Regions from separate parts of the Homo sapiens genome. Here region 2 is linked to region 1. A link is an interaction called in ENCODE POLR2A ChIA-PET data of the cell type or tissue named here. Cell type or tissue: HepG2. All regions are shown on one strand. Links, peaks and the distances in the headings refer to the core of each region. The heading gives the core; the rest is flanking DNA. Region 1 overlaps GPR142 (G protein-coupled receptor 142). Region 2 has its middle 12 kb from the start of CD300A.

The links. ChIA-PET counts read pairs that join two places held together with the same protein. Peaks named below come from ENCODE experiments on the same cell type or tissue, not always from the same donor. Only the 100,000 strongest peaks of a DNase experiment are listed, where the experiment ranks them.
Region 2: POLR2A ChIA-PET joins it to region 1 with 29 read pairs; 15 of 35 experiments call an interaction of 5 or more read pairs at or near these places.

The regions. Positions count from the first base shown.
Region 1 is chr17:74,370,969-74,376,333 of GRCh38, forward strand. It overlaps GPR142 (G protein-coupled receptor 142), which reads left to right. Exons shown (of 4, transcript NM_001331076.1): 4 at 761-1,632. The coding sequence ends at 1,632. Among named protein-coding and RNA genes, the nearest start is that of GPR142, 6.1 kb to the left of the region's middle. In HepG2, for the core only: no CTCF peak of the experiment used is centred there; a DNase peak (open chromatin) is centred at 3,093; H3K27me3 peaks cover 76 bases.
Region 2 is chr17:74,452,147-74,457,511 of GRCh38, forward strand. No RefSeq gene overlaps it. Among named protein-coding and RNA genes, the nearest start is that of CD300A, 12 kb to the right of the region's middle. RefSeq lists enhancers at 1-916, 917-1,907, 2,662-3,332 and a silencer at 1,807-2,166. In HepG2, for the core only: no CTCF peak of the experiment used is centred there; a DNase peak (open chromatin) is centred at 2,095; H3K4me3 peaks cover 1,642 bases; H3K27me3 peaks cover 1,111 bases.

The DNA of each region.
Region 1 (5,365 bases), core at 93-5,092:
CCCATGCCTTCAGAGAGCAGAGCTTGGGGCAGAGGTGGGTGTGTGGATATGGGAAGGACGGGTGGTCTCGGCCCTGGGGATTTCCCCAAGTCTGATAGCTAAACCCATGCCTGTGTCTAGGGACGCCTCCATTCTGGAGGACACAGAAAACCTAAAAAGGACTTGGAGGACAATGCCATAGGACAGGTAGCTTTTTTTTTTTTTTTGAGATGGAGTCTCACTCTGTCACCCAGGCTGGAGTGCAGTGGCATGATCTCGGCTCATTGCAGCCTCCACTTCCCAGGTTCAAGCAATTCTCCTGCCTCAGCCTCCCAAGTAGCTGGGATTACAGGCATGCACCACCGTGCCTGGCTAATTTGTATATTTTTTTAACAGAGACGGGGTTTCTCCATGTTGGTCAGGCTGGTCTTGAACTCCTGACCTCAGGTGATCTGCTCGCCTTGGCCTCCCAAAGTGCTGGATTACAGGCGTGAGCCACCACACCTGGCCAGGACAGGTGGCTGCTGAGGACCCTTCCATGTGCACTTACCTGTGCATAACCGGGGTACAGCCAGTGGCCTGCAGTGGATGGACAGGGCAGAGCTGGCCTGGGTGGCCTTCTGGGCAAAGTGGGGTTTCAGAAGGATCTGGAAGGAGAAAAAAGAGAAGCCAGCGCAGCCTCTGCACATGCAGATGGGGAGGTGCGATGGCGACACCTTGGAAAGCAGAGTCTGAGCTCTCTTCTGATGCCTCTCCCCTCCCTCACCTCGGCTGCCCTCAGTCAGCCTCCTGACCGCAGTGGCCCTGGCGCGCCTTGCCACCAGGACCAGGAGGCCCTCCTACTACTACCTTCTGGCGCTCACAGCCTCGGATATCATCATCCAGGTGGTCATCGTGTTCGCGGGCTTCCTCCTGCAGGGAGCAGTGCTGGCCCGCCAGGTGCCCCAGGCTGTGGTGCGCACGGCCAACATCCTGGAGTTTGCTGCCAACCACGCCTCAGTCTGGATCGCCATCCTGCTCACGGTTGACCGCTACACTGCCCTGTGCCACCCCCTGCACCATCGGGCCGCCTCGTCCCCAGGCCGGACCCGCCGGGCCATTGCTGCTGTCCTGAGTGCTGCCCTGTTGACCGGCATCCCCTTCTACTGGTGGCTGGACATGTGGAGAGACACCGACTCACCCAGAACACTGGACGAGGTCCTCAAGTGGGCTCACTGTCTCACTGTCTATTTCATCCCTTGTGGCGTGTTCCTGGTCACCAACTCGGCCATCATCCACCGGCTACGGAGGAGGGGCCGGAGTGGGCTGCAGCCCCGGGTGGGCAAGAGCACAGCCATCCTCCTGGGCATCACCACACTGTTCACCCTCCTGTGGGCGCCCCGGGTCTTCGTCATGCTCTACCACATGTACGTGGCCCCTGTCCACCGGGACTGGAGGGTCCACCTGGCCTTGGATGTGGCCAATATGGTGGCCATGCTCCACACGGCAGCCAACTTCGGCCTCTACTGCTTTGTCAGCAAGACTTTCCGGGCCACTGTCCGACAGGTCATCCACGATGCCTACCTGCCCTGCACTTTGGCATCACAGCCAGAGGGCATGGCGGCGAAGCCTGTGATGGAGCCTCCGGGACTCCCCACAGGGGCAGAAGTGTAGAGGAGGGGGCCCAGCTAGGGAGCTCAGGGTGGCTCATGGCCACATGTACTGGGGCCTTTGAGGTTGTACCCAAAACACGTTTATCAACAGCTTGCTTTCCTTGGGTGGGGGTGGAGGCTCCTCCTTTGGGTGTGGCTCCCAGGTAGAGAGGAGGACAACTTAGCCAGCTCTTATGTTTGCTTCACCAGCAATCCCTATTTCCTGGGAAGATGAAAGGGCACTGCCAGGCACAGGCTAATAGCATCAGTGCTGTGGGCATTCCTTTGCGGGGGGCATTTTGCCTGGCTCATCGTGAATGCCAGATTAATGTTGGTTGAATGGATAGAAAAACGGACAGATGGAGGCCGGGTGCGGTGGCTCACGCCTGTAATCCCAGCACGTTGGGAGGCTGAGGCAGGCGGATCACGAGGTCAGGAGATCGAGACCACAGTGAAACCCTGTCTCTACTAAAAATACAAAAAATTAGCTGGACGCAGTGGCGGGCGCCTGTAGTCCCAGCTACTCGGGAGGCTGAGGCAGGAGAATGGCGTGAACCCGGAAGGCGGAGCTTGCGGTGAGCCGAGATCCCGCCACTGCACTCCAGCCTGGGCGACAGAGTGAGACTCCGTCTCAAAAAAACAAAAACAAAAACAAAAACAAAAAAGGACAGATGGATGGATGGATGGATAGATGGATGGATGGATGGATGGATGGATGTGAATTGTCTCCAGCCCACCCCCCTTTCCTGGTGCCTGCTTCTCATTCCCTGAATGGATCACCTCTCCAGCTCCTAGTGGCAATGCCAGAGTTTGAAAAGGAAGATATCTTCAGGACTTAAGGCATTTCTTAGGCTGGAGGAAACAAAGAAATTGAGCTGAGCAATGGGAGGGGGCTGCTTGGGGGATAAAAGCCCCCAGGGCCAGTCAGAAAGGGGTGATCTTAAATCAGATGTGAGGAGCCCAGGCCTGTGTCTGTCCAGCCACAGGAGACACAGCCCCTTAGGTCTCAAACACCCTGGTTGGATTCCACATTACTCCCTGCCCTAAACCAGTACAGGTTCATGGGCCCAGAACCAGCACTGGGGCTATAGTTTTTGTTGTTGCCAATGAGGAGAAAGAAAATGGTCTCTTAACCCAGGGTACTAGGAGAACAGGAAAGGAGGACCTAGCTGGAGATGACCCTGAGCTTCTGCTGAGCCCCCCGAGCTCACGCCCCTTGGGGAAAGGTCTTTTCCTCCACCACTGGGAGGCGGGAGTTGGCAGAGTCCATCAGAGCCATGAGGAGCTCTGCTCCCCACCCTCAGCCTCTCCAGGGAGGCTCTCCAGGGCCCCTCTCTCCTCTCAGCACCACCATCCCGGAGAGGCAGCTGGGAGAGATCAGCAGATGGAACTCCCAGCTGCTCCAGGCTGTGGGTAAACACATTAGCAGCTGAGCTAGGACCACTTTCTGCTTCCTGGTCAGGCTGAGCTGACCTTTGTCCTGAATGGGAGGTTCAGACCTGCCCCCACCCTCTTAGTGGGATGACATCAGTCAAAGAGCTGTTTGTGCACCCAGCACACAGTCAATGCAGAATCAATGCTTGGCTTTCCACTTTGCCTCTCTGCTTCTCCCCAGAGCAGGGATGTCCAGACAGGGAGGTTCAGCTAACCCAGAAAGAGGATAATGTGGGTCTCCAATGCATTTGCCATGATTCTCAACTCCAAAAAACTCTGAAAACCAAAACATGTTTCCGAAATGTGCCACAAACACGTTTAGCGGCACAGCGTGACCCGGTGTGAGGTGATTTCTGGTCCCGAAGTTGTCCTGTGATTGTGAGTCCTGCCAGCCCCACCAGGGACTGTTAGTGGAGTGATCATGTACTGCTGTCCACACCCCACGGAATCGTGATCGAACGCGCACCACTACATGCACACAGCACCTTCCTCTGCTCTGACGTATTCTGAATTCCAAGACATGTGGTGCCGAGTTCAGAGAAAGGACTGAAGACCTGTAAGCCCAACACTTCTGCTCCGGGGTGGTCTACACTGACCCTGAGCAGGTGTTAAGGATGGAGGACCCCCTCACCCGCCCACACCTCCATGTGCACACACAGATGTATCCCCAGGCAGGGTTGATGCACCTGCGCTTTATTCTTTGCTTAAGGAGGAGGGGGATGCAAATGCAGGTACCCGGGGAGGGAGAAGGTCCACCGGAGGACCAGATAATGTCGGCCCCAGCCCAGCCTGAGCCTGCCCTACAGAAGCGGGCACGGGAAGAAAGCACAAAGTTCCATGGATGAAGAACTAAATGGAACAACCTGCAGGGACCCTGCAGGAGAGAACCCAGTATCAGGGAAGAGCATCTGTGTCTCCATGGATGGCAACAGCAGCTGGGTCTAGGCCAGAGGCAGGATGCCTTCCTCAGCTGGCTGGGGGGCTGTCTTTCAGGAGGCCAGCTGCAATATTAGCTCAACTGTCTCTGAGCACCAGTGAAACCAGGAACTTCCAGAAACTGTTGGGGAGGCTCTTTCAAGACACAGTTTTGTTTTGTTTTGTTTTGTTTTGTTGACATGGAGTCTCGCTCTGTTGCCCAGTCGCTCAGGCTGGAGTGCAGTGGTGTGATCTCAGCTCACTGCAACCTCCGCCTCCTGGGTTCAAGTGACTTTCCTGCCTCAGCCTCCCAAGTAGCTGGGACTACAAGCGCACACCACCACATCCAGCTAATTTTTTTATTTTTAGTAGAGACGGGGTTCCACCATGTTGGCCAGGCTGGTTGAAACAATTTTGCATTGAGCCACCATAACCCCAGTGTTAATATTGCTATAACCTCACTTGTACCGACAGGCTGGGGCAGTCAGTGACTTTTTCAAACAACCCTGCATATGGAGTATTGTAACTGTTTTACAAACTTAGGAAATTGAGGCACAGAGAGATTAAATGGTATGCCCCTAGCCCAAAGCTGGTCAAGAGCAGCACTGACACTCAAACCCAAGTCTCCTGGTTCCTGGTCCATTGTCTGTTCCACCCCACACCTTGCAGGTGCTCTCAGATGTAGAAGATTAGAGGCAGACCGCTCTCGGGGATCTTTTGCATTGCTTAGAACTTTCTAGTGCTGGACTTATCAGATTTGAGAACCAGTATCACATTTTCCTAATAAAATGCATTAGGTGGTCAGGTGTGGTGGCTCACGCCTGTAATCCCAGCACTTTGGGAGGCAGAGGTGGGCGGATCACTTCGGGTCAGGAGTTCGAGACCAGCCTGGCCAACATGGTGAAACCCCATCTCTACTAACAAATACAAAAACTAGCTGGGCGTGGTGGTGGACACCTGTAATTCCAAGTTCTCAGAGGCTGAGGCAGGAGAATCGCTTGAACCCAGGAGACGGAGGTTGCAGCGAGCTGAGATCGCGCCATAGAAACACCATGGAACTCCAACCTGGGCAACAAGAGTGAAACTTCGACTCAAAAAAAAAAGAGAAAAAACACATTAGGTAACAGTTTCTTTTTAGCATTTGTGTAACCTTTAATAAAATAAAGTGATAATCACCTTGGTAAGCATGTCACTGAAATGTAAATGAAAAGTATTATTAAATCTGCCAAACTGGCTTCTAGAGGAGAGAAAGACTTAAATGGTTTCAGTTTCTCCTTCTTCCCTTCTCCCTCCATAGCCTACCCACTCATCTGCTGAAATATCTTAGCTAAAGAAAATCCTTTTTGAAATTCTGAGTTTCTTTCCTAACAATTCCCACCACAGGTTTGATGTGCTGTTTGATCTTA
Region 2 (5,365 bases), core at 61-5,060, 81 kb after region 1:
TAAATCCCCTGGGCCATGAAGACCTGCCTGCCGAGTGCCTTTCCTGGCTTTCCAGTTTACTCATGGCCCTGCACTTGTTCGTCAGCCCCCCACAGCTCATAGAAGAGAGCAAGCAACAGAGGCTAAGTGCCTGCCCTGTGGGGGTGCTGCTTGGAAGGGTCTGTTGGCCCTCCAAGCCATTCTCGCCAAGGGCAGCATTTTCACTAGCCCCCGGAGGATGCGCCAAGGTCAGGCACAGGTGCCAGGAACCAGGATTTGTTTCCTGTCTGCCGTCTCCACTCTGGGCCCTCCAGGAAGCTGCAGCCCCTGTTCACAGCAGCTGCATGAATTATTTAGCATCTGCACCAGACCGGGAGTGCTCTGACCTCATCCTCCTTGGGCTCAGGGTGCGGTTCTGACCTCATCCTCCTTGAAAAAAGGTTGTTGATAGGCAGAGGCTGGAGCGGTGCGTCCCTCTGGGGTGCGGGTGATTAAAAGGGAGACACCAGTACCCTCAGAGAAGGAGGTGGGGAGCAGCGACCCATGCCCTTGTCGCAGGAGGCAATTCTGCAGCACGCAGAAAATATGACTTTGGAATCAGAGGCTGCGGGTTCACATCCTGGCTGTTAGTAGTTCTGTGACCTTCAGCAGCTCCCTTGGTCCTTCCTCAGTCTTCTCATCTGAAAAATGGGGGTACCAGCCCCCTGAGTTTGTGTTTGGTGTTCTGTCCCCTCCAGATAACCCCCACGAAAGTCACAGTCAAGGCAGAGCGTCCAGGCACCATCTGCCCAGTGTTTCCTGCCCAGACAAGCAGGTCTTCTGGCCAGATTTCAGTTTGGCACCTCCTGGTGCCACATCTTCCCTTCCCTCTATGCTGCCTCATGCCCTGGGTCCCCAGAGTGGGTGGCTTGGCAGGTTGCCACGATTGGAAGAGGATGCTAAGGAGAGAGACCCTTGGCAGTGCCCGCGCCCTGACTGGCAGGGGAGAAGGGCTAGCAGAGGCGTTAGGAGGGTCGCCAGGTGCACAGGAAGCCTAAGAAGCTAGGCTGAAGATCTGGGACGGAGCTGCTTTCTGCCAGCAAATGTCCACTGTCTACTGGGTGGACGGGAGGGAGTGGAGATGAGAGCGATCTGGTCTCTGCCCTCCTTTGCCAGGTCAGGCCTGAGGGCTGAAGTGGGAGTGGCCATGTGAGTCCCAGCAAATGCGTTTTGGGATTAAGCACGCAGGTGCCTTCAGCAAGCTTCCCCGGGTATCCCCTTCCCAAGCGGCACCTTCGTGGCAGGCAGGGCATCTCGGACCAGGGCCTGGCTCCAGCTAGCTCTGTGGCCTTGGACAGCTCCCTTGACCCCTCGCCCCCGCAAGGGTTTCCTCATCTGTAAAATACACCCCGATGTCTCCAGCTCTGTCTAAGCCCTGGAGTTGGTGTCCCCAGCAGTGGAGAGGGGACCTAAAGCCCCAGGGCTCTGCCGCAGATGCACCCCCAGGGGTTCCGACTCAAAGTCTGGAGCAGAACTGGGCAGACACAGGGTGACCGCCTGGCTGTGCTTTGGAGAGAGAAGTTGGGTCCCGTGGGGGTGAATGGGGCCGGTCCCAGACCGGTTGTCCGCCCCATCCGCCGACCCCTCACCTCCGCAGACTCCTCCAAGCCAGGGGCCTGGAAGTGGCTCCTTCTGATTCACCTAAAGGCAACGGTGGCTTGCCTCACCCCCAACTCCACCGACGGCAGGAGAGGGTCCGCGGGGGCCCGGGCCCAGGGAAGGTTTTACGCTCCGTCCTTAACCCAGCGTCCTAACCTGACCCGGCTGGGAGAGGGGGCGGGGCCCCGGAACCCCACCCGCAGACAGCCCACTCCCCCGCACGCACCTGGGTTGGGGGAGGTGGGGGGCGGTGGGGGGCAGTGAAGGTGGGGGGAGGTGGGGGTGGGCCCGAGCAGCCGGCGCGCCCACGTGCCTCTCCCGCGAGGGCCCGGCCACCCCAGCTCCAGCCAACCCGAGGCCGCCTCTCGTGCCCCACCCCAAGCCCCGCCCCGGCCCCTGCAACCCGATCCTCGCCGCGGGGCGGCGGCCGAAGCCAGCTGTCCCAGCTCCTGCTGTAGCCTGGGGGCCGGGCCGCCGCGCTCCGCCCATCCCCGCCCTCAGAGCTGGGCCTCGCAGCCGCTAGGGATTGCGGGGGCCGCATTTATCCCTGTGTCTCTCAGGCCCCGCAGAGACGGGGGTGGGGTGGGTGACGCCAGGGAAGCAGGCCCCTTTTCCCAAGGGAAGAATCCCCTTCCGGAGGCCCGCCGGGCCATGGAGTTTCCGCGGGTGGAGGTAGTGAGGCCAAGGGCACGGGGAGCCCTGTCGCTGCCTTACGTCTGGCTCTAGGCCGGGGTTCCTCGGCTCCACCAGCGACATTTGTGGCCGGATCGCTGTGTAGTGGAGCTGGCCCGGGAACTGCAGGATATTGAGCGGCATCCCTGACCCCCTCCACTGGATGCCAGGAGCACAGCCAGCCCCCTAACCCTACAACCACAAATGTCTCTGGACACGGCCAAACGTCCCCTGGGGGCAAACTCTCCGGGTGGAAACCCACTCCCCGAGGGTTTTTCGGTGGGCATTTGAGGCAGCCACACGGGCTGGGGGCCTGGAGCTCGAGGTCCCTGCAGCCAGGAAGCTGGTGCTGGCCTCCCCTTCTCCCCGGCGCTGCCAGCTGCTTCAGGCTGGCCTGGGAACTGTGACCCTTGGCCTGACAGTATTTCGGCAGCATGTGACCTGCCAGGCTTTCTCACCGTAGGGTGCCCCCACCCTGATGTGGGTGCTGGCACAGGGGATGCTGGGGACAAGCCCATCACTAGCAGTCAGGCCAGCTGGGGCACCGGAAAGAGACTCAGGCACTGGGTGTCCATGGGCAGCCTGAGGTTCCCAAGAGAAGCTGGGCTGAGGCCGCCGTGTGAGCCCAGGGGCTGTCCGGGCTGAAGGTCAGGGGGCATCCTGGCCCACAGGGTCCACCCCTTACGCGCACACACACACACACACACACACACACACGCACACACTGGGTGGGGCGTGGGAAAGACAAAAGGAGTCGGTCCCAGCTGGGGAGGATCCCGCCCTGTCCCTTCACCAGGCCCATTTGGGAGCGGTCATCAGAGCCAGGAAGGTGGTGAGAGGGCTGGGGCAGGGCACTGTTGGCCCCAACCCCCACTGCGTGCCACCCTGCCATGCAAAGCAGAATTTTCAGAAGAATCCAATTGCAGACTTAACGGGGGAGGTTTTAGTAGCTCCCCCTCCCCCTGTGTATTCACAATTGACTGTATTTGCATAGGAAATCTGGAAAGAGACAAAAGGCACCATAGCAGATGTTAAAGTGGACCATTGGGGGAGTTGGCCGGGGGCGTGGGGGGAAAGGGGGTCGGATGTGGGGGTGGGAATCCCCTGGTACCAAGCAGATGAGGGACAAGAAGATTTTTTCTGTCTCGTTTTGCTTTTTCTTTCTCTCCTTCCTTTCTCTCTTTTCCATAAAAATAAATTACATATTTTTAAAAAAAAATTCTTCTGAAAGAAAGAAAAGGGGCCAAAGGTAGCAGTGGCCCCCCACCAGCAGCTGCAGTGGCCTGCGACGTCCCTGCCCCAGCCTTCACAAAGACCAGACTGAGCTACCCTCGGCCACACTCCCTTTCCTCATCTCTCCCCCTGAGAAAGATGGGCCAACTTTTAGCCTGCCTAGATTTTCAACTCATTCTCTCCTTGGGAGGGTTTTCAAGGAGGCTGGGGCGGGGAGTGTGTGTTCATTGCATGTATGTGGCATGGGGCACCCACCCTCCACCCAGCCTTGCTGAATGATTCTTCGAAGGCTGAATTAGATTTACATCCGTGGAGCAGATTGGTGTGCTGTTTCTCAGCGTGTAGCTCATCATTATAAAACATGCTGTGTCCCATGGGGCAGACAGCAACAGACATGGGAATAGCATTTGGCTCATTAATTCATTCATTCATCAGGTTTTCATCCATATTTATCAAAGGCTGCTCCGTGCCATCATTCTAATTAACATCAATTCCCACACTGATCTCTCTCCTAGTATCCAAGTCTGTCTGGCACACAATTCTGTCACCTCCTCCAATCTGAGGCTTCCATCTCCACAACTCACTGCAGCCCGGTGTCCTGGGTCTCTGAGGGGAATCTCTTACTGTGTGTGCCAGTTCCTCAGCTACTTGACGGTGTCTGTAGATAGTGACCTGCTCTGAGGTCTGCAAGGGCAAAGTCACCCCCATCCCTGCATCTGTGTTCATGTCCCTGTGATGGGGATGATGGTTCACTGATGGGAACTTTGGTCACCTGGGGACAGCTGTGTCCTGGCTTTGAAAGTGAGGCTGGTTGGCCATGCATCATGGCTCACACCTGTAATCCCAGCACTTGGCAAGGCCAAGGCGGGGGAATTGATTGAGGCCAGGAGTTTGCGACCAGCCTGGCCAACATGGTGAAACCCTGTCTCTACTGAAAATACAAAAATTAGCCGGGGTTGGTGGTGCTCACCTGTAATCCCAGCTACTTGGGAGGCTGAGGCAGGAGAATCGCTTGAACCCAGGAGGTGGAGTTTGCAGTGGGCAGAGATTGTGTCACTGCACTCCAACCTGGGTGACACATTGAGACTCTGTCTCAAAAAAAAAAAAAAAAAAAGGAAAGAAAGTAGGCCAGGGAGATGGCCGGCCTGGGTTGCGGTGGGGGACTCTCTCCTTTGGTCATAGTCAGAAAGGTTAAGAGGGTGCTCTCCTGGGCACCCGTGAAGTGCCAGGTGTTCTCATAACCCCCGTGCACTCCAGTTCGTAAACTTGTCTGATTCTAGAAATCATCTGAATGCATTTGTTAAAATGACAGATTCCCAGTCCCCAACTGGAGAGACGCCTTATTCAGCTGGTCCGAGGCAGGCCCCAGAATCTGCATTCTCAGCCAGTACCCAAGGTGTTTGTTACATCAGTCAAACTTGGGCCCCACTACTGTAGGGGAGGCTGAGATGGGTTAATGCTGCCTCCACCACTGCCTGGGGGAGTCGGGAGAAGGAGCTGGGTGATTGAGTGACCAGGAGGCCTTTCAAGTCATCACCTTCTCACCTTTTCAGTGGTGGAGGTGGGAGCTTGTGTAGGGACTGTGGTGCAGGGTTGGGGTAGGAGAGAGAAGAGTCAAGAGATCTAAGGCTGTGGTCCCCCAGCTTCCCCCATGACTGAGGACCCATTTGAGGACAGGCTGGACGTTTTTCTGTATTTTTCAAGGGTTCTGTTCACTCTCCTTCCCGAATTCCTCAAGGGGGAGGGTGAGCAAGTGGGCTGAGAAGGAGGCACGGGGCTGGTGTCCAGGATCCCCGGGCCACTGTCTCCGGCCGTTTCCCTGCGTCTGATAGAAGGGGCCCCT